Regions from separate parts of the Homo sapiens genome. Here region 2 is linked to region 1. Evidence: chromatin loops called from intact Hi-C (ENCODE). Cell type or tissue: K562. All regions are shown on one strand. Each heading gives the region's core, and the rest is flanking DNA. Links, peaks and the distances in the headings are about the cores only. Region 1 has its middle 14 kb from the start of EXO1. Region 2 overlaps RGS7 (regulator of G protein signaling 7).

The links. Hi-C counts contacts between places; a loop is a spot of excess contacts. Peaks named below come from ENCODE experiments on the same cell type or tissue, not always from the same donor. Only the 100,000 strongest peaks of a DNase experiment are listed, where the experiment ranks them.
Region 2: a loop joins it to region 1, with 7 times the contacts of the local background. A loop is called at or near these places in 2 of 110 quality-filtered maps.

What each region holds. Positions count from the first base shown.
Region 1 is chr1:241,830,370-241,838,711 of GRCh38, forward strand. It overlaps the pseudogene RPL6P3. Among named protein-coding and RNA genes, the nearest start is that of EXO1, 14 kb to the right of the region's middle. In K562, for the core only: CTCF peaks have their summits at 3,827 and 4,592; DNase peaks (open chromatin) are centred at 3,582 and 4,592.
Region 2 is chr1:240,884,472-240,892,813 of GRCh38, forward strand. The region is part of intron 6 of RGS7 (regulator of G protein signaling 7); the gene reads right to left. Among named protein-coding and RNA genes, the nearest start is that of MIR3123, 240 kb to the right of the region's middle. RefSeq lists an enhancer at 3,639-4,166. In K562, for the core only: a CTCF peak has its summit at 3,756 (motif pointing right); a DNase peak (open chromatin) is centred at 3,730.

The DNA.
Region 1 (8,342 bases), core at 9-8,008:
TAAACTAATATATACATTTTAAGTGATCACTAAAAATAAGAACAAACCTTTTAATGTAAGCTGTTTTAAAGTTCATAGGAGAATAATAATAATATTTATGATTTTCAGAAAAAAATATTCTAAAAAAGGGGGTACTAGTCCTCTCGAAAGTTAAACATATTATAAAGCAATAGTAGCCAAAATGTCTAGTGTATCAATAGATATAAAGACCAATCAACAGGCTGGACACAGTGGCTCACACCTGTAATCCCAGCACTTTGGGAGGCCTATGCAGGCAGATCACCTGAGGCCAGGAGTTCAAGACCAGCCTGGCCAACTAAAAATACAAAAAAAATTAGCTGGGCGTGGTGTTGCGTGTCTGTAATCCCAGCTATTGGGAAGTGCTGAGGCAGGAGGATCACTTGAGCCCCGCAGGCTGAGGCTGCAATGGGCCAAGATCGTGCAACTGCACTCCAGCCTGGGCAACAGAGTGAGACTCCATCGCCAAAAAAAAAAACAACCAATTAACAAAAGAGTCTAGACAGACGTACATGCATATAGGAAGGCAGATTATCAGAAATGGCCCCTTCAAATCAATGGGAAAGAAGAACTGTCAAGACCTAAATTGGATATTATTGAGGAACCATCTGGAGAAGGAAAATAATTCTAGATATCAACCTCATACATATCAAGAAATTCATCATTTCTTACATCAAAATGAATTTTAGCTGCATCAAAGATTTAAAAGTAAAATAAAAATTGGCTACTTAAAATGTTTAAATTCCTGCTAATAAACTCAGGAAAATAATTTTTATACCACATAAAACAGACAATGGGCTAATTTCTATGTTACATAAGGATCTACAAATACTTTTTGTAAGTTTTACAATCAAAATAGGTAAACAGGAAAATGGGCAAAAGCACGATAATCCATTCACAGAAAATACAAATAGTTTTAAAACAGAAAGATGTCAAACTTTTACCCACAATAGGAGAAATGCAAATTAAAACCACAAGATTCTTTTTTTTTCTCCTATCAGATTGGAAAAGAACAAAATATTTGATTAAAAGCAATCTTGGGGAGAATGTGGTGGGAAAGGCATTCCCCTTGGGAATACAGACTGGTACTATCCCAGGGAAGGGCCATTTTGGCAGTATCTATACACATTAAAATGCTCATACCAGGCCAGGCGTGGTGGCTCATGCCTGTAATCCCAGCACTTTGGGAGGCCGAGGCGGGCAGATTACCTGAGGTCAGGAGTTTGAGACCAGCCTGGCCAAGATGGTGAAACCCCGTCTCTACTGAAAATACAAAAATTAGCTGGGCATAGTTGTGGGCGCCTGTAATCCCAGCTACTCAGGAGGCTGAGGCAGGAGAATCGGTTGGAGGCAGAGGTTGCAGTGAGCCGAGATCATGTCATTGCACTCCAGCCTGGGCAACAAGAGCAAAACTCCATCACACACACACACACCCCTCTCTTTCCCATCTTACAAGACAGCAGATGAAACAATTGAGAAGCCAGACACACACACACACACACACACACACACACACACACAAACTCTCTTTCCCATCTTACAAGACAGCAGGTGAAACAATTGAGAAGCCAGATACCAAAGAGAAGAAACCCAAAGCCAAGAAGGCTGATGCTGGTGGTGAAAAAGGGTCACCTCAAGACTAAAAAGCCCAAGAAGGGGAAGCCCCATTGCAGTGCAATCCTGTCCTTGTCAGAGGAATTGGCAGGTATTCCTGACCTGCCGTGTATTCCAGAAAGGCCACGTATAAGAGGAAGTACTCAGCCGCTAAATCCAAGGTTGAAAAGAAAAAGAAGGAGAAGGTTTTTGCAACTGTTACAAAACCAGTTGGTGGTGACAAGAACGGTGGTACCCGGGTGGTTAAACTTCGCAAAATGCCTAGATATTATCCTACTGAAGATGTGCCTGGAAAGCTGCTGAGCCATGGCAACAAACCCTTCAGTCAGCACGTGAGAAAACTGCGAGCCAGCATTACCCCGGGGACCATTCTGATCCTCCTCACTGGAGGCCACAGGGGCAAGAGGGTGGTTTTCCTGAAGCAGCTGGCTAGTGGCTTATTACTTGTGACTGGACCTCTGGCCCTCAATCGAGTTCCTCTATGAAGAAAATACCAGAAATTTGTCATTGCGACTTCAACCAAAATTGATATCAGCAATGTAAAAATCCCAGAACATCTTAGTGATGCTTACTTCAAGAAGAAGCTGTGGAAGTTCAGACCAGGAAGGTGAGATCTTCAACACAGAAAAAGAGAAATACAAGATTACAGAGCAGTGCAAGATTGATCAGAAAGCTGTGGACTCACACATTTTACGAAAAACCAAAGCTATTCCTCAGCATCAGGTCTACCTGCCATCTGTGTTTGCCCGGACAAATGGAATTTATCCTCACAAATTGGCATTCTAAATGCCTTAAGAACCTAATTAAATAGCTGACTACAAAAAAACAAACAAAAACAGGCAAACAAACAAAAAAACACTCATACCTTTGACCCATCAATTTCTCTTCTAGGTTTCCATTCCTAAATCATATTTCCACAAAGAAAATAGAAGTACACAGAAAATCACTGGATTATTGTTTTTTATAGCCAAGGGCTGAAAATAATCTAAATGTCTTTCAGTAGGAGACTAGACAAATCAACGATGATACATTCATCTGGTGGAATACTGTGTAACTTAGAATAAAGCATACCTCCTTCTGACCTAACTGACCTGAGATGAAGAGCAAACCATATTATGTTAAGTGGTTATTGGTGATGGTGTGGCATTTTAAGGCAAGATGTGGAACAATTTGTATGGCATACTAGCATTTCTGTAAAAAAAAAAAAAAATTCAGACATACCGATGGTAAGAAAGTGGCAATGACAATTAACTGTGGATGGTGACACTGGTAGATGAGGGAATGGGAATGGGTTTAGGAGAGCAGAGTGCTTTCCAATGAAACCCCTTAGCTGTGTGTGCATTTTCTATCTTGTGCACATACTTCTTATAAATGAAAATAAATTTAATTCATTAAAAGTTAACGAAACTTTGTGAAATAACATATGGTATTTTTCAGTCCATCCTTGTAAATGTGCCCTTCCTACTGTATGTACTCAGTTTTTATAGGTATTAAATCAAAAGCCAGCAGAAAACATATTCATTTGGAAGTTCTTTATAATATAACTTGGCATGTCTAAGATGCGTTCCCATTGATTTTTAAAAATTTTACCTTGTCTTCAATGCAAACGTAAATCTTTTATGCATTTATTTCGATTGATGTAAAAATAACTTCTTTGTATAGCATAGGCTTTCATATATGATATGACGTAGCTGCCCTACTTATGAAAGGGCACCCAGAAGCCAAGATCCCCGCTGGCAGATGCACCTTTGTAATAATAATAATAGTACCTTGCTTTTTATAGTGTTTTGCATGTGGGCTGTCATTTAATCTTGATCATTTTTTTCCAGCTCTAAATTATAAGCACCTCTGTCTATATGTAAAGAACCGTTTTTCGCAATTCTTTATGTTTTCATAGATAAGAGAATTGCAGTCTTGGTATTGGCCCACCCTTCCTCCTTCCCTCCTTCCTTCTTTCCCTCCTCTTCATCCCTCCCTCTGTAGATATGTCTGCTTTTGAGTGATAAACATGATTTTAAGAATAAGCCTCAGAGAAGAACCACCTTTCAATGTCTGCTTGTAAGCCAGCGTGGTTATTTCCTACAGATCACCTCACTGGAATTAAAACAATGGATTTTTTTCAGTTTGGGAATTGTTTTTCACCCAGTTATCTGTGCAGGAACCCTACAGAATGGGAGGCAGGTTAGCCCCATCTCCTGGTTTTTCAGAGCAAAGAGGAAAAGGGAGAAAAAGCCACTATTGTCTGCTGTTTCTTGTCACCTACTTTTTGTTTGTTTGTTTGTTTTTTTATGGAGTCTCGCTCTGTCACCCAGGCTGGAGTGCAGTGGCACAATCTCGGCTCACTGCAACCTCCACTTCCCAGGTTCAAGTGATTCTCCTGCCTCAGCCTCCCGAGTAGCTGGGACTACAGGCGCCCGCCACCACGCCCTGCTAATTGTTTGTATTTTTAGTGGAGACAGGGTTTCACCATGTTGGCCAGGATGGTCTCGATCTCTTAACCTTGTGATCCATCTGCCTTGGCCACCCAAAGTGTTGGGATTACAGGTGTGAGCCACCGCGCCCAGCCTCTTGTCACCTACTTCTTATTTAATGACACTAAATGTGTATTTTGAGTAGAAGCTGGACCTTTTTTATTTCTATTTTAGTTTTCTCTTTCTTCTAAGTTAAATTTTTAAAACATTTTAAACTGTTTTATTTGGATTTTCTGCTTTCATTTTTTTTCCACTAAAAACAGCTTTGTTGCTTTGAATCCTCTTTATATAACTTATTGTCTTTGAAAATAGCCTTTTCTTTTTGTCCAGATTCTTCTTTCTATAGCATTTCTAGACATCTAATTTAAATAGAAATTAGTTATTTTCTGTAAGGCTTTTTTTCAGCCAGTTTCTTCCCATTCAGAGAGGAAAAAAATAGGAGATTTAGGAAAGCATGCCAGTTTCTTTCAAGCAAGTGTTGGCCTCTAGTGGATCAAAAGTGCTACACACTTTCTGTCTACTTTGGCATTCCGTGAAGAACTCTATATTTTGGGGAAACAATAAAACAGATTGCTAGTACTGAAGAAAAAAAGGAAAATACACTTCCTTTTGACAAATAGCATAAATTAATTGATAAAAATGACAAAATAGCATTAACAGAATTTGCTACCTGATAAATTTAAAACTTAGAAGTGTAAAAATACATCATAAATAAAATTCTAAGTCAAATAACAAACTGGAAAACACTTCTAATAAATATGACCTACAGATAGCAAAACACTTTTAATAAATTAAGAGTTTTTACAAATCAACAAACTATAAGAATGGATAAGCTTTTGCATGGTTTCCACTTATAAGATCAACTTACAAAAGCCATAGCATTTCTCTGTAGCAGCAATAATCAACTAGAAAAATTTAAAAGGAGATACAATCTACGGAAATAAAACAATAAAATATATGGGGACTAACTGAACCAGAATATACAATATCTCTGGGGTGGGGGAAGCTTCTAAATGCCAGTAAAGGACACAGATGATTATATAAATATATGGTTTAAAACAGGCTGATTTAATTTTCCAAGATGTCAAAGTTTTTTGAGTTAGACTTAATTCACCTAAATCCAATTAAATCTCATTCAAACGTCCAGTTTTCTTTTAGATAAACTAAATAAATTTATTCTAAAATTTATCTGGAAGAATAAATGTCCATAGATAGGTCAACCCTTTAAAAAGAAGAGTATAAAAACAGGACGTGTCCTGTCAGATACTAAGACATAGAACAATGTCAATAATAAAAAGTATGAATTGTGAAGAACAAATAACTAGACCAATGAAACAGAAGAGAGAGTTTAGAAACAGATCCATACACTCATGGGAACTTATACATAATAAAAATAGCACCACTAATCAATGAAGAAAAGACATAGATTTTAAAACAGACAATGTTAGTGAAACTTATTCACGTATGGAAAAAAATAAAACTAGATTTCTACCTAACACCAAATAACAAAGGTGAACTTCAACAGACCAAAAACCTAAATGTAAAAGGGAAGAAACTATAAAAATTAATGGAAGGTAACATAACAGAGTATACTGGTGATCTAGGGTGGGAAAAGACTTCTTAAACAAAATTTGCAAAGCACAAATCATAAGGCAAACAATAAATGTATTTACATCAAACTTGGAGATTTCTATACAATACAGGAATAATCAGCAAATTTAGCAGACACATGACAGAATAGGAGAAGACATCTCAAGGTCTAAAATTGATCTGCATCTAATATCTAGAATAGTTTTCTCCAATGGAACTTTCTGCAATAATGAATATGTTCTAAATCTACACAGTCCAATATGGTAGCCACTAACCACATGTGGCTATTGAGCACTAAATGAAAATAAGAAGAATTAAATGTAATACACAGTACCATTTGATTTATATAAATTGAAAATGCATGTTTACAATAACACACACTTAACAAGAACTCGTATAACTGAAAGAGTATTCACTGAACACACTAGGAAGCTTGGAAGCTTGCATTTGTGTGTCGTGGGGCAGCGGGAGAGGAAAATGGGAATCAGGAATCAGGATAAAAGGGAATGATGCTGATAATTTCCATGAAAAGAGGATATTATTTAACTCAATCCTCTGTAGCTGAGGTCTAACAAAAATGAAAAGAAAGAAAAGCCTTAAGAATCTAATAGAAAAAAAAGAACAGAATATAAAGAATTAACATACAAAATAGATGTAAATAAGAAAAAAAACACAAGAAAGTCAATGTTCAACTTCTTATTATCCAAAGAAACAAAATGGAAAAGAAGAGTAAATAACATTTTCACCCATCATATAGTAAAAAAAAAAAAATTAGTAAAAATATCGTTCATTTTTGGGAGAATTTTCAAAGAAGCAGGCCTAAGAGCCGGTATTTAAATTGACAAGACCTTCCTGGAGGGCGATCTGTTAGTGTATATCAAGAACATTAAAGATAAAAACAATCAAAGCTTTTAACTCTGCAATTCCTCTTCAAGGAATTAATCCTAAGTAGATTATTGGATAAGAAAATAAAGATATAAGTATGCCTACCATTAACAATAAAAGATAAATACAAGCCGAACACCCAATAATAGGTGCAGTGTTAAATCATTATGAGTCATTCATAATGAAGGAATATATAATAGGACATGTTCAAAGAACATGTACTGCACAGGAAAACACTCAGGAAATACTGACATATGAGAAAATATGCAACATTTTATTTATGTCTATTATAAAGCCAAGTTTTTTTAAATATGCGTACACACACAGGCATTAAAAACAGTGCCAGGAAATACAGAAGATGTTAATAGTAGTGATTTCTGGATATAACAGTAGGATTACTGGAGATTTTTGTTTTCTTCTTGATACATTTCTGTATTTTCCTGTGGTCACTATCAAAAAAATGTGTTTCTATTATAATTAGAAGATACACATTGATTTAGGAGGCATGGAGGCATCTTAATTTGCAGTAAGTGGGTAATTCGAGAAAGAAGGACATGACCTTTAGTCTAAGCAAAAATACTACCTAAGGATGACAAAGTAATTCCTAGCATCAGTAGGAGCCAGACCTTCAAAAAATACACAGGAGAAAAAGAAAGGTGGGCAGGACCCGTGGTCCATGAGGACTCCCACTGCTACAGCGAGATCTTTCAATGGGGCTGCAATGTGCCAGGAAAACCTAAGCCATAGATGGTCTGCGTTCTGCTCACGTTCACTCTCAAAAGGTCACCTAAACTGAGGATTTTTTGATGAATAGAGCCAGTGCCCTTTTCAAGAATAAAGGTGCTTTATATATAACTACAATTTCTACCCAAAACAAGATTTCTAAGTAGTTCTGATCATTTCTAGAAAGCTGTATAGCAGCATTTCACCAGTATGAGTTACACATACCTGAAGGTTACCTGAAGGTTTGAAAAAGTCATTATAATAGTTGCAGAGTTACTGAAGATTGGCTTATAAAGATAAAATGGCAATGAGATTAAGGGACTTATATCTGAGTTACGCAAGCCCAGAAATGCTTTTGCCAAAAAGGATTTACGGAATTTCACACTGCCTTACAGGAATTTTGACGTGGAAAACCTAAGTTTATGCCTAAGGGAGACAGATACACAGTGGAATGCAGCGGGTTCACTGTGACTAAGACATTTCTTGACCCAAGCCTCTGTAGCTGATGATCTGGTCTCCAGTGAGCAGAAATATCTCAGCCTAGAGAGACCAGCTGTAGGTGGTGTGTGTAGAAAAGAAATACATCTCCTAAACAACTCTTGATAGTTAATGAGCTCAAATTTTCATTTTGGAAGAGTAATTGGATTTATCAGCAGTAGTAGTGGACAAAGGTCCTACCAACAAGGATACTGGACATCATAAAGGTACTCATAAAACAGTAGTGGAGGCCAGACATGGTGGCTCAGGTCTGTAATCCCAGCATTTTGGGAGGCTGAGATGGGAGGATCACTTGAGGCCAGGAGTTCGATACTAGCCTGGTCAACATAGCCAGTACCCCATCTCTTTGAATTTTTCACTTAAAAAAAAAATAAAAGAACACTGAGCATCTCTTAGATGGAAAAGGGAGATTCCAGAAAGTAGGGGAGGGAACAGCAAGGAAGACTAGAGGGCACCAGTGTGAGAACAAGTCAGCTACCCATCCTAGTCTTGTGATAAAACTTGATCATAAAAAATAGTAGAATAAATGAGATTTGCTTCTAG
Region 2 (8,342 bases), core at 332-8,331, 950 kb before region 1:
CCCTCTGCTGGAGAACACTGATGAATGTTTTTGTATACTGCAGGGCTACAGTAACCAAAACAGCATGGTATTGGTACAAAAACAGGCACATAGAGCAATGGAACAGAATAGAGAGCCCAGAAATGAGGGAACATTCCTGCAACCATTTGATCTTCCACAAAGCTGACAAAAACAAGCAATGGGGAAAAGATTCCCTATTCAATAAATGGTGCGGGATAACTGGCTAGCCATATGCAGAAGATTGAAGCTAGATCCCTTCTTTACACCATATACAAAATTCAACTTAAGATGGATTAAATACTTAAATGTCAAACCCAAAACTATAAACTCTGGAAGATGACCTAGGCAATACCATCCTGGACACAGGAACGGGCAAAGATTTTATGACAAAGACACCAAAAGCAACTGCAACAAAAGCGAAAATTGACAAATAGTATCTAATTAAACTTAAGAGCTTCTGCACAGCAGAAGAAATTACCAACAGAGTAAAGAGACAACCTATAGAATAGGAGAAAATATTTGCAAACTATGCATCTGACAAAGGTCTACTATCCAGCATCTATAAGGAACTTAAATTTACAAGAGCAAAACAAACAACTGCATTAAAAGTGGGCAAAGGACATGAACAGACACTTTTCCAAACAAGACATGTATGTGGCCAACAATCACATGATAAAAAGGTTCAATGTCACTGATCATTAGAGAAATGCAAATCAAAACCACAATGACATACCATCTCACACCATTCAGAATGGCTATTACTAAAAAGTCAAAAAACAACAGATGCTGGCGAGGTTGCAGAGAAAAGAGAACACTTGCACACTCTTGGTGGGAGTGTAAATTGTTCAACCATTGTGGAAAGCAGTATGGCAACTTCTCAAAGAGCTAAAAACAGAACTACCATTGGACCCAGCAATCCCATTACTGGGACTATACTGAGAGGAACAGAAATCATTCTCCCATAAAGACACATGCCAATGTTCACTGTAGCACTATTCACAATAGCAAAGACATGGAATCAGCCTAAATACACATCAAGGACAGATTGGATAAAGAAAATGTGGTGCAGCTACATCATGGGATACGATGCAGCCATGAGAAAGAATGAGATCATGTCTTTTGAGGGAACATGGATGGAGCTGGAGGCCATTATCCTTAGTAAACTCATGCAGGAACAGAAAACCAAATGCCACATGTTCTCACTTATAAGTGGGAGCTAAATGATGAGAACTCATGGACACGAAGAGGGGAGCAACAGACACTGGGATCTACTTGAGAGTGGAGGGTGGGAGGAGGAAGAGGAGCAGAAAAACATTAAGTATTGGGTACCAGGCTTAATACCTGGGTAATGAAATAATCTGTACACCAAACCCCTGTGACACGAGTTTATCTGTATAACAAACCTGCGCACATACTCCCAAACCTAAGATAAAAGTTTTAAAACAGGACGTTTTCTGTAACAATAACACATACAAAACTCTCATATTCTATACCTCCTAACTTCATTCTTTCATAGGTAACATTATTTGCTCTTTTGCTTATCGTATTATTTTTAAACCAATGCAATATCTATTTTAAAAAATGTAATAAAGTAAGAAATACCATACTTTAACTGTTATGATAATTATAATTCTGAGCCACTGTTCCAAGCAAAATGGTTAAAATATTTCCATGTAAATGTTCATGTAATACTTTCATGTAAATCTCCCATAATACTAGGTCAAGGGTTCTTAATTTCTCTGTCTCTTATTTAAACATATCAACCAAAGTGACAGGTTCTGAGAGTTTGCACCTTTTTAAAGTACCACAATAATCCATCCAGTGGAACATGACACCCAATGGATAAGCCCAGAGGAGCCGTGTGACTTTCAAAGGAAAGTTCTGTCATTCAAATCTGTGCTCATTGAATCTGGACTAAAAGAATCATGGTTGAATTATTCGTTGAATATTTTGGTAAATGAGACACTAAAATAACTGTATCCAACCCTGTGGCATCTTGCTTAATAAAATAACTGTCTATAAAAATGTAAACCCCAAATGATCTTCAAACACATATTTCATTGAATATCTGAACCTGTTTCCACTTGATTCCTTCCCATTCCCACTCCTCACCGCTCTCTCCCTTTCTCTTTCTTTTTCTTCTTTCTCAAATAAAAAGAGAGAGACATAAGCAGAGTGTTAAAAATAAAGGATGATCTAACCAATACGAGACTGAGAGTCCCAAACTGCTGCTAAATTACTCAGGACATTAGAGTCAGACTATGCCTAGAATAGAAAAAGGGCAATTTTCAATCTTTTTCTCCCCAAAAGGCCCAGCAACATGGGGAAGAAAATAGTGATCATTTGCTTAATTGTCTGATCCTCTGATCACTAATATGGAAAGACACATTCACAGATATTCTAGAACATGCCATGTGGTATAATAGAAGGAACAATGGCCCATGAGTTTGAAGACCTTGGGTTCTGGCCTTCCTGTTAACTATGATATTGGATGAGTCTCTAGACCATCCTGATTTGCTCACCTGTGTAATGAGAATAAAGATACTTGGTGTGTCTATTCCATAGGACTGAGGTAAGAATTCTTGGAGATGATGTGTTGGAGAGTTCTGTGTTAACTACAGACGGAAAGTAATGTATGGAATTACTAGATATATTGTACTTTCAGGTCACTGCATAAGTTTCTACTCAAAAGAAAATTATAGCAAGTTCTTTTATAAATGAAATATCCTTTTGAAGATCATTTTGAGTATATAGGTTTTTTTTTTTTTTTTTTTTGAGATGGAGTCTTGCTCTTTTGCCCAGGCCGGAGTGCAGTGGCGCGATCTTGGCTCACTGCAAGCTCTGCCTCCTGGGTTCACGCCATTCTCCTGCCTCAGCCTCCCGAGTAGCTGGGACTGCAGGCCCCTGCCACCACGCCCGGCTCATTTTTTGTATTTTTAGTAGAGATGGGGTTTCACCGTGTTAGCCAGGATGGTCTCAATCTCCTGACTTCGTGATCTGCCCGCCTCGGCCTCCCAAAGTCCTGGGATTACAGGCGTGAGAGTATATAGTTTTATATAGAGTTCTTTTTTAAGTGAGATACCACAGGGTTGGACCTAGAGTTATCTTAGTGTCTCATTTGACAAGTGTCTCTTCCTTGTAGAACTGCAATGAATTTGCACTGCCAAGATTTGTAAACAATATCGATTAATTACATGTGTCTGTTGCATCTTGAATATACTGCCAATGATTTTTAAATATTTTTTTAAATTATCTCAAAATATATTTCAATTTAAAACATGTAACTAGTTTTATTAAGTGTTTAATGGATACCTCAGTGTCATTAAACTATATTTTTAATTTTCTATTTAATTATTAATTCTTTCTGTTCCCTCATTCCTTTTATTTGTGTTATCACTTATCTTGCTACCCAAACGTTGCATACAATTAATCAGCTGATCACTATTTTCTATCAGTAGCTTCCCCATGTTGCTGGGCCACTTGGGGATACAAAAGATTGAAAACTACTCTTTTTCTATTCACATATTTATTCAACAAACATGCACTGGGTGCCTACTATATTGGTGATGGGATTGGGAGTATAGACAAAGCTTCTATCCTCAATGAGGTTACATTATAGAGAAATACTAAGCAAAAAATGTCTTGGACAGGGCAGAAAAGACAGCACTGCAGTTGCACCCGCACAGGTGATGTCCCTCAAGAACGCAGTTCCTGGAGCTGGGACCACGTTAATTCTTCTGTCTACCTGCAGAGGGCGCCATTGCACCAGGTACGCTTTCAGTCTCACCTGGTAAAACTAGAAGATGGCAGCTTTACAAAGAATTTCAAGAATCCTAAAACAGTAAAGGGGTCTTATGTGGGCTAATTGCATGAGGTGCTGAACTTAAGTATCTTCAGTTGCTGGAGAAAAGCAGAAATTCTGCGTTTAAGGGGAGAAAATGGAGGAAAAGTGAGACAGGTGTGTGTGGATACTGGATGTATTCATTTGTTTCACCTTGTGCCCGGCTTTTCCTAAGGCCTGGAGACCCGGCGATGAACGCAGTTGGCTATCATTGCTCTCAGAGGGCTTACTTTGTACTGGTCTGTGGTGTGACAATGTAGAATAATGTGAATAAAGTAATAACAATGTCCAAAATTTATTGAATGCTTTCCATGAGCCAAGAACTATTCAAGAATTTCACATACATTATCTTGTTTAAACTGCACAGCCGCGCGTTGAGAAGAGGTGCTATCAACTTTCCCATTTTGCTGATGAGGCAATTTAGGCTGGATGAGAGGACGAGACTGAGTACTACTTTCTTGGTGGAGGCGACAGTCAAAGCCAGGCATTAGACCGGAATCGACTCAGTTAACCACTAGGCTGTGTGTGACAGCTGGAGGTTAGGGAACGCGGAGGCAGAGAGAGGGAAGCAGCGGGTGCAAAGGGCAGAGCTACTTCGGATTTTATGACGGTCAAAGGCCTCAATGAAGAAAGAGGTAACATTTGTTTTTGTTTTGTTTTTGAGACGGAGTCCCACTCTATTGCCCAGGCTGTAGTGCAGTGGTGCGATCGCGGCTCACTGCAACCTCCACCTCCCGGGTTCAAGCGATTCTCCTTGCCTCAGCGTCCCAAGCAGCTGGGACTACAGGCGCCCGCCACCACGCCCGGGTAATTTTTGTATTTTTGGTAGAGATGGGGTTTCACCACGTCGGCCAGGCTGGTCTTGAACTCCTGACCTCAGGTGATCTGCCCGCCTTGGCCTCCCAAAGTGCTGGGATTACAGACGTGAGCCACTGCACCTGGCGAGAGGTAACTTTTGAATTGAAATCTAAATTGTAAGAGGGAATCAACTCCAGGAATATCTAGAGGCAGAGAGCACCATCGGTACAGCAAGGGGGACTGCCCTGAGCAGAAAATAAGCAGGGAACGTTTCAGAAAAAGTCCAGGAATGGGACACCAGCAGCAGGGTGGCTAGAGCTGGAGGGAAGGGAGAGGTTATGTCAGGGCTGAGCCGGGAGCCTACGGAGCCCTGGCTAGGGGCTCAGGTTCGCTATCGCAATGGAAACTCCTGGGAGCTGTGAGAGCAGTGATATGATGGGATTTACACGTAATTATTTCTCCGCTTCTAGGAGGCGACTGGATGGTAAAAGCAAGAGCAGGTAGCAGACTTTTAAATAACAATAATAATCGTGGTAATGATACAATAGGAAAACAACACAGCATTGGTGTTATCTTGATCGGTGAAATACATTAGTTTTTTGTTGTTGTTCCAAATCAGCCCACTTGGTTCTGTTACTTATCTAACTAGAGATCAGTCTGATATGACGCATGGTGATTTTGAAATACCAGCACAGAACATCCCTGAGATGACGGTGATCTGAAAAGAGCCCTGGCCCTGTTCTTGTAGTGTCCCCTCCTCCATCGCATGCGCACACTAGAGGCTGATGGTGGTTCGCGGATGCTACCAAGAAGGTACAAAAAGCTGATTTTACAGGGATTTGTCTGACCCGTGTACAATTATCTCTCAGAGTTTCCACCTTTTGTTTCTTCACTCCTCCTATTTGCCAAAACAGTCACTGGTTTGCAGAGACTTCCCTCCCCACACTCTGCCCTCCCGTACTCAGTCCTGCAAAACGGAGCTTGTGTCAAATGAAACAATCTCCGTTTCCTGGTGGACATACTTCCTTGATCTCTGGGGCTTCTGCCCTTCTTTTTTTTTTGAGACGGAGTCTCGCTCTGTCACCAGGCTGGAGGGCAGTGGCGCAATCTCGGCTCACTGCAACCTCTGCCTTCTGGGTTCAAGTGATTCTCCTGCCTCAGCCTCCTGAGTAGCTGGGCCTACAGGCGTGCGCCACCACACCCAGCTAATTTTTGTGTTTTTAGTAGAGATGGGGTTTCACTATGTTGGCCCAAATGGTCTCGATCTCTTGACCTTGTGATCCGCCCACCTTGGCCTCCTAAAGTGCTGGGATTACAGGGGTGAGCCACCATACCCAGCCTTGCCTCCTTTTTAGAAGAAGATTATGATAATACTAACAATAGCTTGAAGATAATAATGAGAATAATGAAAATAAGTATTGCTTAAAGTTAAAAATAATGAAAATAAATAATGCTTGAAGAGAATGATAATGAAAATAGTAACAGCAACAATAATAATAATAGTTAACATTTCACTAGCATTTGCCATGTGCCAGGCACTGTGATTGTGCTTTATAGATTAATTATTTCTCCAAACAACCCTGTGCAGTGGGTGTATTATTGTTACTTCTATTTTTCAGAAAAGGAAACTGAGGCACAGAGAGTTTACAGGATTTGTTCTTGTTGCACAGCTAATAAATGGCTGCATTGGAATTTGAACCCAGTTGTCTGGGAAGAGCCATTCTAATTTGGAGAAATATTTAGTACAATCTCTGATCAAGGACAAATCCTAAAATGTAGCTTGGAGAGCAGTTTAATATCCAATGGCAAGAACCGCCATTCATTTTGCACCAACCTAATGCATACTCCTGCTGAAAAAAAGAGGCCTACGATATTCTTGAGAGTGCAAGGAAAGGATAGTGACATCACCTGATCAATGCAGAAAGAAAGGATTATAGTGAGACAAAACTTTGCAAGACTCTTAAGAAACAGTGGCTTTAACTTCATCAAATTTGCTACCTGCTCTTAGTTGAGTAACAAGTAAGTCATCTGTCCTCTCTGAGCCAGATTCCTGAAAAACAGGTAATTTAATTATTTTTTTCCAGCATCACTGGGGGGGTGGTTATGAAAATTGAAGGAAATTATCAATGTAAAAGCTTTCTGAAAGCTTGTAACATATTATGCAAATGTAAGATTAACTATATCTGCAATGCAACTGATTATCAGTTCTTTAGTGAAGTGTAATGATAATTCTAAGTGTTACTTCAGATTCAAATGAACATATAATTTTAGAAATAAACTAGAATTTGGCCTCACGACCTTGGCCATAACTTTCTTTTTTATAATAACCAACCATATATTTATATTCAGAATCTCTCTATAATGCATCTATTTCTTCAAGCTATATTTAAAATATATTAAGTAAGAAATTAAAATGAAGTCATTTTTTTCAAACGTACAATGTAATTTTATATTAAATTTTAAAGCTAAATGCATTCATTCAGTGATTAATTTGTTTAATGTGCCAGGCAATATTCCAGGCACTAAGATAGAGATATATAATTCAGACCAACATTCTTAGTCTCCTAATTCCTTGTGTTAAATGGAGGAAACAAATAAGTAGGTAAACAATAATTAATTTTAATATTTTGCTATACATTTCACAGGTAAGTGGATAACCCCCATGACTTTGCAATTCAAATTTAGTGTGTCAGACACTTCCATATATGTTATCTCCTGTGAAGTTCAGGGTAGCTGTGTGAGTTAAAAGAACCACACATTTAATTTGTTGCTTTCTTATTAGATGGCTCAGAATGGAAAAGGGTTGGCGAAAGTTTTCAGAGCTAGAAGTGACAGAGCCAGGGCTGGAATAGAGGCTTTAGGGCAAGAAGTTCTGAGAAGACCCCAGAGACTCTGAGAGGACGGGAGGATCTTATCATCACTGAGCAAGATACTGCCCCAGGGGTGGTAGTTTATGGTTTTTATTCCTCACACTGCTTCCTTATTTAGTGAGCATGTAAGTTAATTAAATCAGAGTATGTATAATGCATCATATAACTCTATGCTAATGGTTCCCTTAGTATATCTTATGTTTCTCTTATGTACTTTGCTTGCATTCTCTTCTGAGGCCCCTAGTAATGACGTGTCCTTTTAGAATATGAAATTAAAACCAAGTATTCTAAATTGCTTTCATCATCTGGAAATTTTGATGTATTTTTGACATCTTACAATTATGTCCCTTAAAATTTCTCTAGAGGTTCTAGAACAAGGGCTATTTTTTTGTATGCTCACTTGACTGCAATTTCAAGCTATGGAAATAAGTGATCAATATTCTCCCAAGCCAAAAGCCCCGTAGGACAACCATAAAGCTCCTCAGTGAAATTCAGAAATGGTCATCTAAAACGTTGCTTTTCACAGCCCTACATTTTTCTTTCTTACTGCTGTTAAGTTGAGCCTAAAGCTGTCTTCTTACATATTTTAAGTTGGGCCTAGGGGTTTCTCCATACATAATAAACTGGAACCTAACTGTATGTGTAAACAACCTACTCTTGTACCAATCACTGAGTTTTGGTCAACAAAAGGCAGCTCACTGTTGAAACTGTGTCAAATAAGGAAAATGTCAAGCTGAACCAATCTGGCTGTTTCTTTTCCTCACTTCTATTTTCCATGAGCCGTGTTCTGTTTTCTGTCCATAAATCTTTTTCAACCACAGTCTCTCTGAACC